Regions from separate parts of the Homo sapiens genome. Here region 2 is linked to region 1. Evidence: chromatin loops called from intact Hi-C (ENCODE). Cell type or tissue: dorsolateral prefrontal cortex. All regions are shown on one strand.

Region 1 (2,500 bases):
TCCATCTCAAAAAAAAAAAAAAATTAACACAAATGGCTCACGTTATATTTGTACTAGTCACAGAGGGCCAGTTTTGGCATCTATCAGTGCAGTTTCTCCCTAAGATCAAATGTTACCTTGTTCCATCTTGCTTTTTTTTTAACAGTTAAATTTTTATTATTTTTTAAATTTTTATTATTTTTTAAATTTTTCTTTTTCCATACTTTTTTTTTTTTGAGAGAGAGTCTCGCTCTGTCACCCAGGCTGGAGTGCCATGGCGCAATCTCGGCTCACTGCAACCTCTGTCTCCTGGGTCCAATGATTTTCCTGCCTCAGCCTCCCAAGTAGTTGGGATTACAGGCGCATGGCACCACGCCCGGCTAATTTTTGTATTTTTAGTAGAAATGGGGTTTCGCCATGTTGGCCAGACTGCTCTCGAACTCCTGACCTCAGGTGATTTGTCTGCCTCGGCCTCCCAAAGTGTTGGGATTACAGGCGTGAGCCACTGCACCTGGCCAGACCAGGAGATTTTTTTATAATGACTCAGAAAGCACAAAAGCAAGGAACCCAGAAGTAGTTACCGTTGAAATAACGGTCTTGGAAGACCAAGAGTGTTATAGGCACATGATGAAAAAATAACCAAAATAACACTAATTGCAAATAGGACATCAGAAATGCACCTTAGTGTAGTGATCCAAAAAGCCTTTTAGATTTGTGGCTTCCATTTCGTTTGAAACCACAGTAGCAACCCCTTTGCTGTTATCTATAAAGTCTGTGCCCCAAACGTAAGGCTCTAACTTTTTCTACCTACGTTCTGTAAATGACCAGAACCCCCAGCACAGCCATGGCCTTGCTTCAGAAGATCCAGCTTCTAGACTTGAGTGCTACAGATGGCTCATCCTTCAGATCCCCCTGCCAGAGCTAGCATCTGTGGCAGTGGATCTCCTAAGTTAGGCATCAGGGCAGAGAATGACATCCCCAGGCCTGGGGCTGTCCCCAGGGCGGCCTGTGGTGTGACCTACATACACTGCAGGGAGGAATGGGCTCTGCCTAGGGGCAGTCCGGAGAGTATCTAGGGGCCTTTGTCCTTTCTGAACTTGCCTCTTAACTGCTCAGCCCACTGGGCTTCCATTTAGGGGCTCACTCCTTGGGAGCCACTGTCCTAGGGCTGTGCTCCCCGGCCCTCTCTCACTGTGGTTTACTGCCCCCTACTGCCCGCTCCCTTCCTCTGACCGGACCTTTTTTGCCTTTTTGACTTTTCCAGGCTGAGTCAAACAGTGTAGAAAAATTCCAATCCCCTTTCCCACCACCAACTAGCCATCTGACAATTCATCTCTCCAAGTCTCAGTTTTCCAATCCGTGAAATGGAGATAATAATAATCTCCACTTCAAAGGCCTGTTTTAAGGGTGAAATGTGAGAATCCAAATAAAGTATACAACACAGTACCCAGCACCATAGCTGGTACTCAGTACATTTTCAATATCATCATTATTATTATGGTTAGAATTTTTTTACTTTATTTATTTATTTATTTATTTATTGAGACAGGGTCTTTCTCTGTTGCCCAGGCTAGACTGCAGTGGCGCAATCACAGCTCACTGCAGCCTCAACCTCCCAGGCTCAAGTGATGCTCCCACCTTAGCTTCCCTAGCAGCTGGGACTACAGGCATGTGCCACCACGCCCGGCTAATTTTTTTGTATTTCTTGATGGGGTTTTGCAGTGTTGGCCCGGGCTGGTTCTCAGACTCCTGGGCTCAAGCGATCCACTTGCCTCGGCCTCTCAAAGTCCTGGGATTATAGGCGTGAGCCACGGCACCTGACTGGGATTTTTTAAATTTAAATTAATTAATTTTTTAAATAGATGGGTCACACTATGTTGCCCAGGTTGGCCTCAAGCTCCTGGCCTCAAGTGATCCTCCTGTCTCGGCCTCCTAAAGTGCTGAGATTAGTGGTGTGAGCTACCTCGCTTGGCCTGGTTGGGATTTTCTGAGTGCCCACATACAAGAATAGCATCATAGAGGAAGCACCAGGTGGAGCAGATGGCTTTCCCGGCCCCGCGGCATGTTCTCCAAATGCCATCGACAAGGACACTCTTGATAGTGCCATCTCATAGAGAAACCTGGCACTACCAGAGGCCACCTGTCCCACCTAAGCTCCCTAACCCCCCCATCCCCCCGATGCAGGTCAAAGTCCTAGTTAGGCTGGGTCCGTAGAGAGAGGCACCCCGTGAGCACCAGCTGACAGCAACTCCTCCTCTGCGGATCCCTCTGCTGGGGCGTTTCAAAACCAGAAGTCATGGCCAGGCACTGTGGCTCACGCCTGTAATCCCAGCACTTTAGGAGGCCAAGGCAGGAGGATCACTTGAGGCCAGGAATTTGAGACCAGCCTGGGCAACATAGTAAGACCCCCCCCATCTCTATTTTAAAAATCAATTAATTAAAATTACAATTAAAAAATATCCCAGCCAGGCACGGTGGCTCATGCCTATAATCCCAGAACTTTGGGAGGTTGAGGCGGGTG
Region 2 (2,500 bases), 220 kb before region 1:
CACTGGCTAATTGTTTGACCCTAATGGAAGCCTGAATTTCCTCAATCTGCAAAATGATATCTGCCTGATAGAGCTCTTGAAAGGATTCAGTGAGGAACTGCAGATTAAAGGTACATGGCTTCAGAGAAAACACTTGATATGACAGCTGTTACTGTATCAGTAGTAGTAGTAGCTCAGTAGTATCTGGTTAGCCTGTTGGAAGCCCCAACTTACCCCATCTGAACAATGGGCTCCAGGCCTCAGATTCCACAGGCCCAGCTGGCCAGGACTTCCTATCCCTGCACTGAGTCACTGGCCCAGGGCTTGTTCCAAAACCGATTATCTTGCCACAGCACTGATCCTACTCAAATACACCACTACCCAGTAATGCTTGGAGGATCAGACTCTCCACAACACAGGATTTCCTTGTGATTGATCCTGAATAAAATCAAGCTGAGTATCTGCTGTGCCCAACGGACAATGAATTGCTGGTTATGCCCAGTCCCTAACCTGGAGCAGGCTTTCAGCCAGTTCCAAACTCCTTCCCCTCTCCACTTAGTCCCAACTCTGTAGATCTCTGCAAAAGAAAGGATGTCTAGCTTTCCACTCAGTTACTAATTTAATGGAACTGCCTTCCCAGTTGGTCCTCCTCCCCATCACTGCCACCTCTGAAGTGGACAGCCTCAGCACAATCTGGACATCCCAGCACCAAATTTTCAACAGCAACAGAGCATTATTAGTCCTGAATATCATTTGGTATTTGTTAATACATTAAGAAAGCTATATATAAATGTAGCTCTGTGAAGCAATTACCCCCATTTTACAGGAAACTAAACACAGACAAACTGAGGTCAAGGAGTCTATTTAGGAATGGAGGAAACAGAAGCGCAGTGATGAAGAGGATGAGCTCAGACAAACCAAGACAAACCATTGCCATTGCCATGGCAATCTCACCAAATAATGGGAACTGTCCGCATGGAACTTTAAATCGAGGCAGTTGTACCTCAAAGCACTATTGGGTAGAATAAATAACGCAGGTAAATGCTCTGCTCAATACCTGACTCACAGAAAGCATTTGGTTGGTGTTAGCCTCTATAATAGTTATAATTATTGTCACAACTTTGGTGACAGAATCGTCTCCCTTCTCCTAGAACAGTGCTCTTTTCAGGAGCCAGCCCAGATCTCCCATAGCGATTCAGGTCTGCTCACAATAAGTGACCATTCTCCTGCATTAGCAAGGGACACAAATGGGTTGAATGGAGCCAGAGACAAGGAGGGATGTGGAGAAAGAAAAGGCAGAAGAAAGAAGGAAAAAAAAAACCCATGCACTGGGGAAACCAACTTCTAGGCTTTTTTTCTTTTCTACTTATAGCTTTGAGTGTTTACCTGAAAGACCAAAGACAGCAGCTCTGCTCAGCTTCTGCTGGACCAAGATCAGCCTCCAGCTTCTCTCCCTCAGTCTCAGCCCAGCTGCTCTGCCTCTCCCTCCCTCCTCTGCACATCAGCCTCCAGACTCTTTCCTCCCCTGTGCCAGCGCTGGCCGCTGTTCCTGGGGATGGGCTTGGCTGGCTGCCTGGTCCTAGGCCTGGAGCGGCCACTGCTGAGCCCAAAGGGCAATCCCAGAGGCTGCAGTCCCTGGGTTGCTCTAGCTCCAAAGAGGGATCAGGAAGTTGTTCCCATCTCCTAGGCAGATCATGAAATGACAACCAGGCAAGTCCCTGTCTTCTAGGGGCTTACTCTCAACTGTGTCTTACAGAACAGAACCACCACAGAGGACAAACTCACACTGAGACTCTGTACAAATGCAGACAGGAGAAGGAGAGAGAAGTGTGAACTACTATTACGGAAAGAAAGGTAGGGAGGGACTGGGGACGTGAAATCAGTATCTGTGGAGCCTGGGGCTACATGCTTCATATTCATCATCACCTTCAAGCCTCCCAACAACCTCAAGAAAATAGTTGTTGCAGCTTTCATAGATTAGGAAACAGGTCTCTTAACTACTAAGCAGTAAGGCTGGAAAATAAAACCAGTCTGCCAGACTTTCCATGGGCAAGTTTCAGAGAGAAGGCAGGTTTAATTCTGGTCCTTAAATGTCTATAAGCATGAAATGGAAAGGAGGAGGGAGAGGGTTGATATGGTTGGCTCATGTTATTAATGTATATTAATAACAATATTGTAAAAATAATTACATATATTTATTGGCATGAATTATCACATGTAATCCACGACTCTATAAGGAAGACAATATAATCTTCATTTTACAGAGGGAGGAAGTGAATAGAGCTTGAGGGAGGTAGCCTGAGGTCACACAGCCAATGGAGGAGAAGGATTCAAATCCAGGCAGTCTGACTCTAAACTCGCCACTTTCCATCACTGGTCTCACTACTGTTCTCTGCTATGATGTGTGCCAGGATATTCCCCTACCCCTAAGGAGGTCCTGGTGCCCCAAGAAGAAAATGTCCAACATCCTATCAATGCCTAAGTATATTCCTGAGGAACCAAGTCAATAGGAACAGAATAC

What was found. Peaks named below come from ENCODE experiments on the same cell type or tissue, not always from the same donor. Only the 100,000 strongest peaks of a DNase experiment are listed, where the experiment ranks them.
Region 2: a loop joins it to region 1, with 5 times the contacts of the local background. A loop is called at or near these places in 58 of 110 quality-filtered maps.

What each region holds. Positions count from the first base shown.
Region 1 is chr16:21,082,820-21,085,319 of GRCh38, forward strand. All of the region lies in intron 19 of DNAH3 (dynein axonemal heavy chain 3), which reads right to left. Among named protein-coding and RNA genes, the nearest start is that of DNAH3, 67 kb to the right of the region's middle. In dorsolateral prefrontal cortex, a CTCF peak has its summit at 1,193 (motif pointing left); a DNase peak (open chromatin) is centred at 1,182.
Region 2 is chr16:20,867,530-20,870,029 of GRCh38, forward strand. All of the region lies in intron 1 of DCUN1D3 (defective in cullin neddylation 1 domain containing 3), which reads right to left. Among named protein-coding and RNA genes, the nearest start is that of DCUN1D3, 32 kb to the right of the region's middle. In dorsolateral prefrontal cortex, no CTCF peak of the experiment used is centred here; a DNase peak (open chromatin) is centred at 1,542; H3K27ac peaks cover 2,471 bases.